Linked DNA regions of Homo sapiens: regions 1 and 3 are each linked to region 2. The links are chromatin loops, found by intact Hi-C in ENCODE. Cell type or tissue: psoas muscle. All regions are shown on one strand. Each heading gives the region's core, and the rest is flanking DNA. Links, peaks and the distances in the headings are about the cores only.

What was found. A loop is a pair of places that touch in the nucleus more often than their neighbours do. Peaks named below come from ENCODE experiments on the same cell type or tissue, not always from the same donor. Only the 100,000 strongest peaks of a DNase experiment are listed, where the experiment ranks them.
Region 1: it touches region 2 in a loop (2.7-fold over the local background); 3 of 110 quality-filtered maps call a loop at or near these places.
Region 3: a loop joins it to region 2, with 3.0 times the contacts of the local background. A loop is called at or near these places in 2 of 110 quality-filtered maps.

What each region holds. Positions count from the first base shown.
Region 1 is chr15:85,862,279-85,867,889 of GRCh38, forward strand. No RefSeq gene overlaps it. Among named protein-coding and RNA genes, the nearest start is that of MIR548AP, 39 kb to the left of the region's middle. In psoas muscle, for the core only: a CTCF peak has its summit at 3,007 (motif pointing right); a DNase peak (open chromatin) is centred at 2,993.
Region 2 is chr15:86,076,485-86,082,095 of GRCh38, forward strand. AGBL1 (AGBL carboxypeptidase 1) reads left to right here and starts at 3,387. Exons shown (of 23, transcript NM_001386094.1): 1 at 3,387-3,539. The coding sequence starts at 3,489. In psoas muscle, for the core only: no CTCF peak of the experiment used is centred there; a DNase peak (open chromatin) is centred at 3,197; H3K4me3 peaks cover 2,022 bases; H3K27ac peaks cover 3,631 bases.
Region 3 is chr15:85,884,046-85,889,656 of GRCh38, forward strand. No RefSeq gene overlaps it. Among named protein-coding and RNA genes, the nearest start is that of MIR548AP, 61 kb to the left of the region's middle. In psoas muscle, for the core only: no CTCF peak of the experiment used is centred there; a DNase peak (open chromatin) is centred at 2,496; H3K27ac peaks cover 976 bases.

The DNA of each region.
Region 1 (5,611 bases), core at 358-5,357, 210 kb before region 2:
TAGCTAATGCTCACATTTTCCAAAGAGTATGTTTAATATTAAACCAGTGGTTTTCATTCTGGCTGCATATTATGATCACCGGGGGAGCTTTAATAAAAAATACTGTTACCTGGGTCCCACCGCAGTCCAATTAAATCAGAGTCTTGAGGGCGGGGGTGCTCCAGCACAAATAGTTTTAAAAGCTCCCCAGTTGAATCTAATGTGCAATTAGGGTTGAGAACCTTTATATTAAACCTTGAAAGAACACACAGAATTTACACCTGAACTACATTTGGAGTTTGCTTTTGATTATTGTCCGCTTTTAGTTTTTTTCACAGACCTAATTTGTTATTAAGAATGTAAATTAATTATTATGGCCTGATTGGTGTAAATCACATCGGATTCGTGACTTGCTTTGATCTGAATGCTAGACTTCCATAAATACGGTTGAAGACAGCTCTAGACTTTTGTCTCCCTCTGGCTTTTTGATAGCTGTATCAATCTGTTGGCTCACTGGGCTTGTGAAATAACTAAACCTTCAGGTCTCTTTCCCATGCGCTGCCATCGATGTGGTCTGCTGTGTCAGGGATTTTTGCTAGTGATCCTTTTGCTTACTGTGGTCAGGAATGGAATGGACCTTGGTCCTGGAGAGGTGATGGGGTGACCGTTTAGGGTAGGTGAGTAACAAAAGGGCGCCCCTTCCACTGGGCTAAGCAGCACATGCTTTGCTGGCAGAGAACGGCTGGATTTCAGACCTGCTTACTCCGTCGACCACGCACTTCTGTGTTGGGTGTGAATGGCACAAGCCCATGCGGCAGGAGTGAGGAGGGGGCCCCACTTGAACCACACGGACAGGGATGGTGGAGAGTGGCTCCCCAAAGGGAGATTGAGGTGTTATTCCCAGAGATGGGGAAATGGATATCGTGTAGGCCAAACCAGCCCTGCCCTTAGACTTGGGCAAGACAGGCTCCTTCTCAGGTGCTTCTTCAGGGTATTGTCATTCCATCATAAGACCTGTGTCCAGTGTCTTATTCCATCATAAGACCTGTGTCTTCACATGCAGACGTGTGTTTATTGCAGCATGATTTACAATAGCAAGGACTTGGAACCAACCCAAATGCCCATCAATGATAGACTGGATAAAGAAAATGTGGCACATATACACCATGGAATACCATGCAGCCATAAAGAAGGATGAGTTCATGTCCTTTGCAGAGAAATGGATGTAGCTGGAAGCCATCATTCTCAGCAAACTAAAACAGGAACAGAAAACCAAACACCGCATGTTCTCACTCATAAGTGGGAGTTGAACAATGAGAACACATGGACATAGGGAGGGGAACATCACACTCTGGGGCCTGTCAGGGAGTTGGAAGTAAGGAGAGGGAGAGCATTAGGACAAATACCTAATGCATACGGGGCTTAAAACCTAGATGACGGGTGATAGGTACAGCAAACAACCATGGCACATGTATACCTATGTAACAAACCTGCACATTCTGCACATGTATCCCAGAACTTAAAGTAAAATTAAAAAAAAAAAAAAAGGCCTGTGTCTTTTTCAGTCAAACGTCTCTGCACAGGGTGGGGCCAAGCAACTGTGCCCATCCAAGCCTGAGCCGCACCACTCAGTGCCTGAAATCCCAGCCTAAGCCCACGTGGGTCTTTTCCCTGCACTACTGTGAGAACTTTGCTTTATCTCATGTCTAAGATAAACACCCAGGACATGTCTTGTAGAGATATACTCAGTCTCAGAAATGCTTGTGCCTACTCAAAGGGGGTGTGTTGGAAGGAGCCCTGGGAAGTGTCAGGCAGAGGTCTGATTGATTGTTGACTACCTACCCCATGCTTACCATATGTTTATGCCATTTTAGTCCTTAAAACAATGGTTCTCAAAGCATGGTAACCAGACCTGCAGCATCAGCGCTGCCTGGGAACTTATTAGAAATGCAGAGGTGGGAGGATCACTTGGGGTCAGGAGTTCAAGACCAGCCTGGCCAACATGGCAAAACCCCATCTCTGCTAAGAATACAAAAATTAGCTGGGCATGGTGGCATGTGCCGGTAGTCCTAGCTACTTGGGAGGCTGAGGCAGGAGAATTGCTTGAACACGGGAGGCAGAGGTTGCAGTGAGCCGAGATCTTGCCATTGCACTCCAGCCTGGGCAACACAGCCAGACTCTGTCTCAAAAAAAAAAAGAAATGCAGATGCTTGGGACCACCTGGGACCTGCTGAATCAGAGACTCTGGGGGAGGAGTCGGGGTAGAAATCTATGTTTTAACCCTTTAGATTATTCTGGGGCTTGCTCAAGTTTAAAACTGCTGCCTTAAAACATCCTCAGTCCTTAACATAATCCCCTATGTGTTATCACCACCATTCAGATAACAATCCCCAGGAGATGTCTAAGCTGCCCCAAGCAGAAAGTGGCACCTCAGTGCTGAAATGCAAACCCAAGTCCACCTAGCCTGAAAGTCCTCAGAGCTTCTTACCACATCCACCCTGCCTGCAAAGAAAATCTAGAAGCTAGTTTTTTTTCTGGCTCCTCCTCCCGCTCTCCTTCTAAGGTAGTCCACTCCCTCCTCTTTCTCACTGTCTCTGATCGTGACCCTCCCACACCTGCTTTCAAAGCTTTGTCTGTGAACCAATTAGAGGTTTGAAAAGCTGGTATCAGAAGTGCCCAGTATCATTTTTATGAGACTTCATGAATAAGAAAACAATGCCAACAAGTCAATATTGCGTGCAAATGTCAGTAAATTCCCACTCAATGGCTCCCTAGCCTGAATTTTGCAGAGTGAAATCGATGCAAGTTTTGTCAGGCCTGCTGACTTTAAAGGCGGAGGACCCTGTGCATCCAGAGAACCCACTGAAGGATGTAGGCTGCATCGTCACTCACTCTGGAAGGAAGTTAACAAAAGTACTTACACCTTTAACCTCCAGGGCATTCCTTCCCAGGCTGTGGAGGGGGGCTCCTTAGCCTGCAGTGACCTGGAATATGTTTCCAACTTTGCAGAAGTGCTGAGATCCACAAGATGGCAGCAGCCGCTCAAGCTTCGCACAGGGTCCCTGCTGCTTTTGTAATTCCCAAATTAAAAACCAAACCAAACCAAACCAAACGTACATCTGCAATCTGGAAGACGCCAGGAAAGATCATTCATTCTAGGCCTGCCCCCTTTACATCCAGAACTGTCCACATCAGAATCAATGTGAGCAAACTGCTTATAAAGGTCTTAGGGAAAAGGAATCTCAATTGTTGACTCAATTGATTCATTTATTTATTTACTTCTTTTTCCATCCTCCCAACTTTTCACTCTGAAAAGTTTCAAACCTATAGAAAAGCTGGAAGATGAACATCTTCTTGGTCTTCACTGGGATTCATCAAATTATCACATTTAGCCACATTTATTTCATCTTTCTCTCTCTTCCTCTGGATGAAAGCTTTGATAGTTGCAGACACCCTGACACTTTACCTCTCAATAATTCAACACGTCTTCTAAGAATAAAGACATTTCTTTATATAACCACAACATCACCATATCCAAGAACCTTAACATTGATACATTACTTAATTTATAATCACATTTAAATTGCCCCAACGGTCCCAGCAATGTTCTTTACAATAATTTTCTTTCTTTCCCTTCCTTCCTTCCTTCATTCCTTCCTTCCTTCCTTCCTTCCTTCCTTCCTTTCTTTCTCTCTGTCTTTCTTTCCTTCCTTCTTTGAGATGGAGTCTCACTCTGTGGCAGAGGCTGGAGTGCAGTGGTGTGATCTCAGCTCACTGCAGCCTCTACCTCCCAAGTAGCAGGGATTACAGGCGTGTGCCACCACACCTGGCTAATTTTTTTGTATTTGTAGTACAGATGGGGTTTCACCATGTCAGCTAGGCTGTTCTTGAACTCCTGACCTCCAATGATCCGACTGCCGCGGCCTCCCAAAGTGCTGGGATTACAGGTGTGAGCCACCTCGCCTGGCCTATAGTAATTTTCAATCCCCTGCTACAGAGTCCATTTGAGTATCACACCCTCATGTAGTTGTCATGTCACCTTTTTTGTAGAGCTCTCCTCCTCCGCTTTTGATCTTTTATGACATTGACATTTCTCAACAGTCCGGTTCATGTGTTTTGTAGAATGCCCAGCACTCTGGATTTGTCTTACTGATTCTGGATTATTAATCCAGGTTAAGTATCTTGGCAAGAATACTACCAGGGCAATCTGGCATCCTTCCTGTTACATCACTTCAGGCGGCACATGATGTCATGTGGTCCCATTACTGACGATGCTAAATTTGAACACCTAGCTAAGGTATCAGACCTCGGGCAGAGAACTCATTCTTGTCCTGCGCCTGCAGCAATCCTGAACGGCCACCCCACCTCCTCCCTTGACTCGCTGGTCTGTACGCTCCCTGCAGCAGCCAGAGAGATGCTCTGAAAGTGTTAGTCAGATGAGGCCATGCCTTTGCTCAAAACCTTCCTATGGCTTCCCACCATGCCCAGAATAGCTTCCAAACTCCTTGCCATGCCTTCACAGCCCTGCATGGTCTGGCTGCTGTCTAACTTCTTTTTCAACATTAAAATTAAAAAAAATTTAAAATAAAAAAATTTTAAATTGGCATAATAATTGTACATAATTATGAGGTTGATAGTGAAGCTGCAATACACATAATATATAGTGATCAGGGTAGTTAGCACACTCACCATCTCAAACACTTATCACTTCTTTGTGTTGGGAACGTACAACATCCTCCTTCTAGTTACCCGAAACTATTAATATCTAGTATCTTATTGTTAATTATGGTCATCCTACAGTGCTATAGAACACTGCAACTTATTCTCCTCATCTAGGTGTGATTTTGTATCCTGTAACAAATCTCTCCCTATTCCTCCCTGCCCTCTATACTTCCCAGCCTTTAGCATCTTCTGTTTTACTTTTTACTTCTATGAGAGCAACTGTTTTTAGCTTCCATATGAATGAGAACATGTGGTGTTTAACTTCCTGTTCCTGGCTTATTTTATTTAACATAATGTCCTCCAGTTCCATCCATGTTGCTGCGAAAACAGGATTTCATTCTTTTTTATGACTGGATAGTATTCCTTTGTGCATATACACCACATTTTCTTCATTCATCTTTGTTGGACACCTAGATTGGTTTCATATCTGGGCTATAGTGAATAGCGCTGCAATAAACGTGGGAGTGCAAAGTCTCTTCAATATACTGATTTCCTTTCCTTTGGAAAACTGCCCAATAGTGGAATTGCAGAACTTACAGTAGTTCTATTTGTAGTTTCTTGAGAAGCCTCCACACTTCCTCCATAGTGGCTGTACTAATTTACAATCCCATCAATGGTAGATGAGCTCCCTTTTCTCCATATCTTCACCGGCATTCGTTATTTTTTGTCTTTCTGATGATAGCCACTTTACACTCTAACTGGGTGAGATGATACCTCACTGTGGTTTTGATTTGCATTTCCCTGATGATTAGTGATATTGAACATTTTTTCATTTATTTGTTGGCCATTTGTATTTCTTCTTTTGAGAAAAATCTGTTGAGATCATTTGCTTCTCCTCCAGTCCACCCCCACTGCTTTGTTTGTTTGTTTGAGACAGTCTGTCTTTGTCACCCAGGCTAGAGTGCAGCAG
Region 2 (5,611 bases), core at 424-5,423:
CTTCTTTCTCTGTGTTATTCATAAGATATGAGAGTCTTGAGTCTGAGATGATGGGATAAGAGGGCAGGTGTGCGGCAAAGGATTAATCTTGCCTAAAGGAAGATTTGTTCCTCGTCTAGCCCTGGGAGCTAATCTCTAAATCCTTGGAATGTCCTGCCTCGTGAGTGTCTTTGTTTACCTGGGGGCCCTGGGCAACACAGTATAAGCTTGACCTCTGGCAGGGATAGAGACTAAGGCCATTCATGTCTACATGACCAACTCCCAATAAAACCCTGGACACCAAGGCTTAAGTGAGCTTCCATGGTTGACAATACCCTGTGTGTGTTGCACACATTGTTGCTGGGAGTGTTGGCTGCATAACTCTATAGGGGAAGGAAAACTGGAAGCTCACGTATGGTCTCTCCTGGACTCTGCTCTATGTGCCTCTCTCTTTTTGCTTATGTGGATCTGTATCATTTCACTGTAATAAACTATAACTGTGAGTCCTAGCAAATCACTAAACCAGAAGGTGGTCTGGGGGATGCCTGAATTGCAACAGGAATCTCTGGATTACATGAAATGTGTCTTTCTTTAAAGCCAGAGGACTAAGATCTCTCTGAATTTCTGCTTGAACCTCCTCTCTGGCTTCCCTAAACCCTTTCTTCAGAAGATATTATGTAAAATGTGTAGGAAGTCCTCTCTCAGCTTCACAAAGAAGCCTCCTCCCCCATGGCCTGCCCTAGGCACTGACCAACCCCTCTTGCCTGCCCCGTGTGGTTTAATGAGTACTCACTTCAGTCTACTCTGGGTAGGATATTGTATTGCCCAAGCAGACTCCACACTCACCTGCCTTTCAGGAGAGTCCCTGCTAAAATCCAGATGTTAACTGGGGAAGAGCATAATTCCCTGCTGTCACCCATTTATACTTCAGCCTAAAGTAATCAGTTCACTAACAGAATGGGCTGTCATTAAGATAGAATTCAGGAGAGGGGAGTTCGGGTGTGGGTACTTCTGGGGCTTTCCCTAACTATGAGAGTGAAGAGGGTTCTGCTAGGCAGGGAAACAGGGTTGCTGGGGTCTCCACAGGGCTCTGTTGAGGCATAAGGGAGGAGCGTGCTGAAGGAGCGGCGGAGGGCTGACAATAAGCTGGCCTACATCCTAGTTTTGTTAGAAAAATTAGAGGGTGAAAACTAGCACTTTGTTCCTTCTCTGGCATCCACATGTATCCACATGGCCAAGTGGGCAGTAACTTTCCAGAGGATGAAGGGGAGAGCAGCCAAGCTGGGCATGGGAGGCAGATGTGTCACCTGAAAGAGAGGGAGCCCATTCCTTATCTCACAAGGGGTTTACTGGAAACCAGGTTCCTGGCACTGCGGTGGGGGGAAAGTCATCATTAAGTAGAAGAGAGCAATCCTTTACATATAGGATTTTAATCTCACTTCTGCCCTATGCAATTCCAGGCAGCTTAACCGAGACACTCTTCAAAATGGAGAAAATTTTGCTCCAATTCTAATATCAGGGAGTGTGACCACAAAACCTTTAGTTCTCTCCTCTGAGGTCATTTTTATGACTTCTCACTACTTTTTATCTTTGAACTATTTTTTAGGTCTATGTTGGGAAAATGGTTTTGTTTCTTTCTTCCCCCATCTCTTTTCTTTATCCTCCAGTTGACAACCATGAAATGATCTCCCCTTAAGACAATCACATGAGACAGTTCTGTCTTCCCTTCACCCTGGGCCTTAGAGGATTAGAGAGCACATGCCCTAAAAAGCGTCACCCTCCCATAGAAATCCATAGAGAACCTCTATTTCTACCCTCCTGGCAGCAGATGTAGAGAAATTGGGGTAGGGGTAGACGGCGTCAACCCCACCCCGCAAGCTTCATAAATGTGAGCGCTTATAGTCAGTTCCCAAGATGGGAGGCCTTCATATTTAAAGCCATTAAGTGGAAATTTCTTGAGGGCAGGACTACATGAATTTGCCCTTGAATTGAGGGTTTGGCCAGGCCTGACCCCTGACTCGGGACTTCAGAACACTTAGGCCAAGCAGGATCTGGAAATGCAGTTTCTTCAGTCACCCCAATGTGCTTGGTACCTGCCTAATGAATGCTTGTGATGCTCACAGAATCTCCCTAAACTCCGCACGGGGGTGTTGGCTGGCAGCCCACTCCCCCAGTCACTGAGACTCTTCTATAATACCTGACCGTGCTCTCAGTCAGAATCTCCACTGAGCTCAGCGCTCCAATTTCATGCAATAAAGCGAGCTTTCAACACAGTAAAGTTGTGCTTTGACCTTGCTGGGCACTCGTTTATTGGGTCAAATATTGTCAGAGTTGTTGAACACGCAGGCAATGTAATCAATATAGTCGAAATTGGAGATTTCCAAACTTTAATCCTCTGGTCATTTTGTTAACCAGCTCTAAATCCCCCGAGGATCTGGTTTAAATGCAGTTTCGGACACAGTAGTTCTGGGGAGAGGCGTAACAAGCTTCCAGGTGACGCCCTAGCACCATACTTTGAGAAGTCAGCATTGAAGGGTGTTGATATGGGGAGGAGGAGAAGCTAGTCGCTAAGACTCTGCTCACACATCCCTAGCAGAAAACATAGAAAGTGATCATGGATTCTACATTGGTCTGAAGGAAACTTGTCCCGGGCATCTGCTGTCCCTGAGGCTGAGGACATGGCTCTCAGACCTCCATTACTTTGAAGTGTTTGCTGCAGCAAGAGGCAGGATGGTGCAATGGGTAGTGCTTGTGTTCTGGTGCCAGCTTGCCTGTTTGAGGCCTGGCATGCAATTCTAAGCTCTGTGTTCTTGTGGCTTAACATTTCAGTGCCTTAGTTTTCTTATTTGTAAAACAGGGATAGGGTAGTCATAATAGTACCCACCTCTATTAGGTTACTGTAAAAATTAAAAGATTACGTAAGGGACGTGGTCCATAAAAAATGTCCAGAATACTTATTTTCCTTTTCAGCCAGAGCTCCTGTTTCTAAGCCTGGGACCTCAGGGGGCCCTGGGTTTCTATGCCCTGAACTGCCACAGTTGTGCAAGCACTCTTGGGTCTCCTGTTACCCGGGAGCCGGCAACAGACCAAAATAAAGAGGTGGGGTGGGGTAGCGGGGCGGGCTGAGCGAGCCTCTAGAGGGAGTCTGACCAGGTCAGCTGGGAATGCCTGTCAGCCATCCAGGGTGGCTTCTCCTTTGCTCTGCTCCTGCATGGGCCTGGAGGTGGGTGAGTGACTCATGCTGGTGCCCTCCCCACCCCTGCACCCAAATGCTCAGCCCTCCCCACAGCAGGGGCTCACCTAATCCCCACAGTGGGAGTCGGTGGGTATTCACGCCTGTGCCGAGGTCTAGGGTTGCACCGCGCTGACTTCACACTCAGCAGCATGTGCAGCTGAGGCCTCCGGGCAGTCGTCTCCTGCGAGGCGGGCAGCGAGGTCAGCTTGGCAGCCGCTGCCTCTCCAGCCTGGATCTGGCCGCAGGCAGCGGTTCCCTAGGACCCGAGAAAAGGATGGCCGAACAAGAAGCTAGTGGGCTACAGGTCCTGCTGCACACGCTTCAGGTAGGAAAGGGTAGAGTGGGTGCAGAACCCGGCGGGCTGGGTGTTTGCCTGGGCTGGCCTGCCTGGGAGCTATGCACACAGTCCCCTCTGGCAGTCACTGGCCCAGTTTGTTAACAGCAAGAGAACAGGAGTCGGCTCTCACCTTGAAGCTGACCTAAGTGATGCTATGGAATTCAAATATTAAACACGACGATGTTGATGATTGTTCTGCTTAAATTATTGATCCTCGTGGGATCAGAGGCTCTGGGTAAAAGATCCGAGTTTTCTAGAAATGGGAAAGGTGGAGAAAAAGCCTGTTTGGCAAATGAAGGGGACCTGTTGAGGCTCCTCCTGAATAAGGCTGGAGACCTGCTGAGAGCATGCAGAGCTGTCTGGGAGGACAGGGTAGGTGAGGAGAGGACCCTTCTGGGTATCTCCTGCTAAATGGCTATCTTACTGGGCTCCCACATTGTAGTTACATCAGAATGGCCTGGGATGCCGACTATCAGTGCATTTTCCCAGGCAGGATCTGACTAGAAGGTGTTTGAATCATGTAGGGCAGTAGCCTGGGAAACTGCCTTCTCCCTGGGGGATGCTATTCATTCCTAATTTTGAGAATTCTTGTTCTACAGCAGTGGTTTGCAAACTTGTCTGCACATTAGAATCACCTGGAGAGGGTCAAAAAATACTCATGCTTGGGACCCACCCCCAAAGACATGGATTTAACTGATCTAGGGATCAATCCGAGCGTTAGAGTTTGAAAACTCCCCCGGGGTCTCCATGTAGATTTAAGGCTGAGAACCACTACTCTCTATGCTTGTAGTTAGCTGGATTCAGAGGATGCCAGTGTTCAAAAAGGCCCAAGGGGTCTTCTACCCCAGGAGTTTAAGCTGGAAGTTCCTGGAAGGGGTCACAAGATGATGGGCTTGTGGGGGCGGGGGGGGGTCCATGACCCCATTCCCCTGTTTAGAATATAAACATTTTGTACGTATTTTCCTTTTTCCCTGTTGGGAAAAATGTTCTTAATTTTCCTCTGATTGTTTTTGTTTTTATTTTGTTGAGACAGCGTCTCACTCTGTCGCCCAGGCTGGAGTGCAATGGTGTGATCTCGACTCACTACAACTTTTGCCTCCCAGGTTCAAGCAATTCTCCTGCCTCTGCCTCCCAAGTAGGTGGGATTATAGGCTCCTGCCACCATGCCTGGCTAATTTTTTGTATTTTTAGTAGAGATGGGGTTTCACCATGTCGGCCAGACTGGTCTCAAACTCCTGACCTCAGGTAATCCACCTCGGCCTCCCAAAATGCTGGGATTACAGGCGTGAGCCACTGTACCTGGCCATTTTTCTCTGATTCTTAAGAAGATTTGTATTCCTGAAAGTTTAAGAACCAATAAGTGCAACCTTCAGGTGTGCAGATAAGGAAACGGAATCTCAGAAGTGAAATAGGCTCCTTGATGTCAAATGGCTACATAGTAGGAGAACTGGGCCTTCAATATTCAGTTGACTTGGCGTCCTTTGACTCATTCTATCTGATTCATGCAAGGTGAGAATGTATCTGACCAGGGGTACTGGAGGCAGGAGTGGACCTCAAAAGAAATTTGCAAAATAAATCCAAGGATTTATTTGTATCTGGCTAGATTTATTTGATTTAATAACCAGGTACAATAAGCTGACATTCTGAGACCTCTTCTAATTTCTGAATAGTTGCATGGAGATCTTGATTAACTGATTCAAACAACTGAAAATATCTCATGGACAGAATTTTCCTTGCACTAGCTGTCTAGGAAAGAGGGAAAGTAATAAGTTGGTAATAGGGGTTCAGTAAAAATGAATGTCCTGTAGTCGGCCTCAAAGTCACTTCAGGTTGAACTCAATTGCCTGCATTCCCACCAGTGAGAATTGATAATTGATGTTTAGCATGATCACCCCGGGGCACTGCTAGATTCCCAATTATCAAAGAAAGATTTAATTATGTTCACTAGACTCTACTTAGTTCCCAATTAAGCAGAACATTATGATAACAGGAGCACGCTTCCTGTTTACTCCTCAGTTGATCAGAGTTTGGTTTAGAATTGACCTGGGTTCCTGGCCTGG
Region 3 (5,611 bases), core at 358-5,357, 190 kb before region 2:
GAAAGTGGGACAAGGTGGGGTAATGAAGACTCTGCAAAGGAGTGCCTGGGAAGGAGGAGGGGCTGTGTGCTTCGGCAGAGGAAGAATAGATCCCTTGGATCTATTCCTGTATTTATATAGTTGATAAAGGGAATGCCTTTTAGAGAAGAAAATATTTAAGAAAAGATCCTGCTTGGTATAGAAGGTAAGATGTTGAAAGCATAGTTTATAGAGAGTCAAGACGCGAATTTCTTTGTATTATAAATAAATAGAAATTTGATGATGTGGGCGTAAAGAAGAGAGGAGCAGAGAGAAGATCAGAGGGGAATGTGGGGTAAATGCACCCAATAGCAATCATTTAAGCATACACTTAGAATGACCCTGCATGGCAGACACACCTGAATGTGTGTTCTGAGCTAGGGAATCTGGGAGTGGCCAACCCAGAGATTCATTCCTTATCCATGATGAACATCTGAGCCTACAGCTTACCCCATGGAACACGGGCTGTATAGGGAATTGAAGCCCTGAGTTTTGGGTTAAATGAAGCTTGCCAGGTGGAGGTCATTACGCAGAGGGTGTTAAATTAAAATGCTATATAAACTACATGTTATTTGCAGGTGGCTGTGGTTTTCCTGCCCAGCCCACTACCACTGGGCCGTAGATGAGATGGATATCTTGTCCAGCCCGCTGCCACTGGACCATTTCTGCAGGTAAGGGGGTCAAACCCACAGCCACTGGACCCTCTTCTCTGTAGGTAAGCTCCGTAATAAAGCCCTATGTCTCATGTGCTTGCTCTGGGTCTCTTCAGCCTCTTGAACCTGATGCCTTCTCTATTGAGGTTTACAGGGGTTCAGCACAATAGGGAGGGGAAGGTGTCAGAGCATTCTGGTGGGTTCTGGGGCTTTTAAGAATAGAGATGCTGCTACTCAGTTGGAAATGATTTGTATTTCTTTGATTGGAGCCCCTTTCCCTAGTGGCTTCATGAAAGTGTACTACCTTCAAAATCCTAGTGGGATATATTTCATAAAACAGTAACCACAGATGTGCTGGGTCCCATATCCAGGTTGATGCCATGGGGCAAGGGACTCCCTGTGAGGATGGGTGAGGTTGTCCATCTGCTGACTTGATTCAGCTGCAGAACTTGAATCTAGAAGGGACCCTGAAATAAGCTTTTTAAGAACACCCAGAAGTCATGGGGGAGGATCCTGGGTTTCCGCAGGTCAAGGAGTGAAGTTCTAGCTGGTAGTATCTGGTCCTTAAGTGTGGAGAGACCTCAGCTGGTGGCTGGATTACAGATCTGGGCTGTTCTGTTTTCTTCTGGGGTTTGGCTTGATTGTATATGGTGTACCAATTTGGAACGGCCACTACTCAATGCAGTGACCTCCAACCAGCTGAGCTCTGAAACTTGGGAATTCCTGGGCTGGCAAGGGAAGCCTGGATTCTGGGTCTGCTGTCTGTGGGTAAGAGTGTCAGGAGGCTGGAGCAGCAGGAGACGGTGCTGGCTGGCGCCGGTGTTCTGGGTCTTCCTTCCAAGCTGCAATCAGGATTCCTTTCCTGAGATTCCTCCGAATTGCCTGTCTCCAAAATGCATAAGATGTTTCTGAAATCAGTGCTTCTCAAACTTTAATGCGTACCAGTGTCACCTGGATGGCTCATTAGAACCACGTGCTGAGCCCCTTCCCCAGAGGTCTGGAAGTGAGGCCTGACAATTTGCATTTCTAACAAGTTCTCAGGTGATGCTGATGCTGCTGGTCTGGAAACCACACTGAGAATCCCTGTCCTAGACCAGCATTTCTCACTTTACTGTGCACAGGAATTACTTGGGTTTCTTATTAAAATGCAGGTTCTAATTCAGTAGGTTTGGGGTGAGACCTGAGAATTAGCATTTTGACCAGCTCCCAGGTAAAGCTGATGTATAAGGACCACCCTTTGAGTAGCACCACCCCCAGTCATGCTGCCTTTAGCCTCTGACTGGCTGAAGGTCAAATGTTTCTACTCCCCTAAGAATAAGTACTTCTGGCTGGACACAGTGGCTCATGCCTGTAATCCCAGCACTTTGGGAGGCTGAGGCAGGCAGATTGAGGTCAGGAGTTCGAAGCCAGCCTGGCCAATGTGGTGAAACCCCGTCTCTACTAAAAATACAAAAAAATTAGCTGGGCATGGTGGTGGGTGCCTGTAATCCCAGCTACTTGGGAGGCTAAGGCGGCAGAACTGCTTGAACTAGGGAGGCGAAGGTTGCAGTGAGCCGAGGTTGTGCCGCAGCACTTCAGTCTGGGCAACAGAGAGACTCTGTCTCAAGTGAAGAATAAGTACTTTCATCCCAGCTGCTATTCTCAACTGCTTTGCAAGGGCGTGGTTGTCTCTTGGTCTGTGTGTATCTGCAATTCCCTGCTCAGTCTACCCCACACCACATCCCTGCTAGAAGCTGAGCTGCCCAGTCATCTGTGGGAGCACCTGTTCATCCCAACACAGTGCCACTGGGACAGTTAAGCCTCGCCAGGCTCTGGCTCTCGCTGGCTGCTGGGCAGGCGTTCCTTCGTGTTCCCCAGGGCCCACTTTGCCCTCTCGATGCTGGCAGTGGCTGTCCCAAGTGCCAGCTGTTCTTTTGCCCTTGAAATCAGCCCTGTCCGGCTTCTGTCCTGGCTTCCCTGATGTCCCTGACCATTCCCAAATGACTGTATCCTGCAAAAATGAGTCTGCTATAAACTGGGCTGGCAGCTGCTCTGGCAGACGGGCAGGAGGAACTTGGAGACTGTTCAAAATAAGGAGGAGTTGAAAATTAGGAACCATAGGGAGATGGAAAGAGGAACGGGAGTTAATTTAATGCCTTAAGTGTAATACACTTTATATGAATTTATGCAGAATTTACATAAAAAAATCAACCTAATATGTAGCACAAAGGCATTAGGGAAGGTTTCTTGTAGGATGAGACAGTAGAAAGGGAAGTGGGTTGGGATTCAGGAGAACCGAGTTCTAATCATATTCCCACATTAGTCAAGAATCCACAGGCCTCAGTGTTCTCTTGCATAAGAAGGTTTGGATTAAACCACCTTTGAGCTACTGCATGTCTAAAAACCTCACTTATTATTAGAGGGATTATCAAGGAAGGCTGGGGAAATCTTTAAGCTTTGGAATTAAAAAACCTGAATTTAGGCTGGATGTGGTGACTTGTGCCTGTAATCCCTGCACTTTGGGAGGCTGAGGCAGGAGGATCTCTTGAACCCAGGAGTTTGAGACCAGCCCGGGTGACATAGCAGGGCCCCATCTGTACAATAAGAAAATTAGTTGGTCACAGTGGCACATGTCCGACTACTTGGGAGGCTGGGGTGGGAGGATTGCTTGAGCCCAGGAATTTGAGGCTACAGGGAGGGGTTATTGTACCACCACACTCCAGCCTGGGCAATAGAGTGGGACTCTGTCTCAAAAAAAAAAAAAAAATCCTGAAGTTAAATCCTGGCATCTCCTGCTCTATAGCTGGGCAGCGTACTGGGCACGTCACTTACATTCTGAGTTGCTTCCTTGCCAGCGAAGATTAAATGAAGAAGCTAATAAAAGCACCTAAAACAGTTGCTGGTACCTAGTGGTACACAGCGCTCAAGAAGCAGAAGCTAATATGACAATCATTAAAAATGTTAAAAACCTGTTCTTTTTCACCATGCTCCATTTAGTTGGGTGGGACACAAATGCTCAAAAGTGTATTATACTTAAAAATAGTAGAAATCAATTCCATTCTCTGCTGCCCTCACAAGCCCCTCAGGTAAGTCTGGGTTTGCTCAGCTCAGCCTCCAGGAAAATGTGTTCCAAAATCCTGGAACAAGAGGGTAACAACAATCAAAGCAGCATGTTGACATACTTAGCAAGTTTTAGGGAATTATTCAGTGCTAACTCCAGAGAAAACTGACTGAAACATAACCAGGCCAATGGCTCCCGTGGGCCCTGCAAATCAGAGGAAATGTTTGAGAACAGGGTAGATAGGACAGGACAAAATGGCTTTGCGTTCTCTCTTGCTCTGAAAATTGTTGTCATGGGATGCAGAACATAGTGGGTGCTTATTAAATGGCCTTCGATTGAAGGAAGCATGTTCTAGAGGCTTAATGATTCTACCCCCTGAAGACCATAGTACATCCTGGATGTGACTGGCACGTCTGTTGAAAGCCTGATGCTTTGTTCTCTTAGTTGTCATTCGTGGCCTCTAGGAAGCAGGGTGTTTGGTTGCCTGCAACAGAAATGGAGTCTAGCTGATTTACACAGAGGAAGAGTTTAGTGGAAGGATGTCAGGAGCATATAGGTGTAAACGGGAGGCGGAAGAGTCATGGTGAGTAAGCAACAGGACTCCAGGACTCAGTTGACTGAGCATTCCTGCAGGGATGAATTGGTTCTGCTGAACCAAAAGATCTACACATTTCTTATCACTTAAGGAAACAGGCCTGGATGTCTGCTGCCATTCACTCAGGCCCAGCTCCCAAAGATGACCCATCCCTAAGCGGCCCTGATAATCAGCACACAAGAGGCATGGTGTCATATTGGAGGACCAGCCCATATATTATTTCCATGCCTGGCTGTTACTTTATCCTGCTATTTTGCTTGCAAGGTGGAACAGTTATAAGGATACTCATGTGATTTACGTGTTCAACATTCAGCCCAATGGATGACATTGCCTTCGATATTATGTTTGGGTATTGGGCAACTTCCTATCATACCTGATGTTATTGTTTAGTCATTTTGTGCCTGATATGTTTAAGTTTTATAAATAAATGCTTAGCATGGTGTGCACCTATATTCTATATAATAATCCCAGGAGGTTGCTTTGGCTAAAGAACTCCATCCACTCCAGAACTATTTCCATGGTTTGCTACACACATTTCAGAACACAACTAGGGAATTATGACACTGCTATCCCTGGTGCCTTATCTCCTCAGTTATATCCTGAAATGAGCATAATAGCACCTACACAGCGGGTTGCTGTTTTAAATTGTATACTATATACAAAGCACCTGATGTGTAGTAGAGAAATAATATAAAAGGCAAAGATTATAACTTTTATTTTACTTCTGTCTTTCCCCATCCCCATGTAGTAATCAGAGACTAAGCATTTTTTGGTTAATATCAAACATGTTAAGGCAGGGGAGAAGGTGGAAGAAGGGAAAGTGTGGCCATATTTCCCAGCCCTTAGACCTCTCCGTGGTAAAGAATTTGGCTATGATAGTCACTGGAGTGCCCCTATGCGGCCCCCACCATGTTCCGGCGGTTCATCATACTCCTAACAATTCCACTTCCAATTCAGGAGTGACATGGAACTACTATTTTATTATTTTGTGTGAAAATAATAAAGTAGACGATTATTTTAAATCTCTAATAATTTATCTCCTTTCTTGTATCACTCTGCTCAAGACACAAAGTCCCAAAAGAAAGAGAGGGCGAGAGAGTGAGTTGAATTTGTCTGGCCTTGACGATGTGCTTAACCCCTCAGCTAGGGGAAGGTCTGTCACTCTGGTATACATTTCTACCAAGCAAATTAGGGCAGGTGGATTTTCATAAAAAGAAATTGGGTCACAGTTGCTAGAGTACAAGGAGTGGGTGCAGTGGGGGGTTCTGTAAACCCTCCAAAGCTTTTCTACAGGGTTCTCGGGAT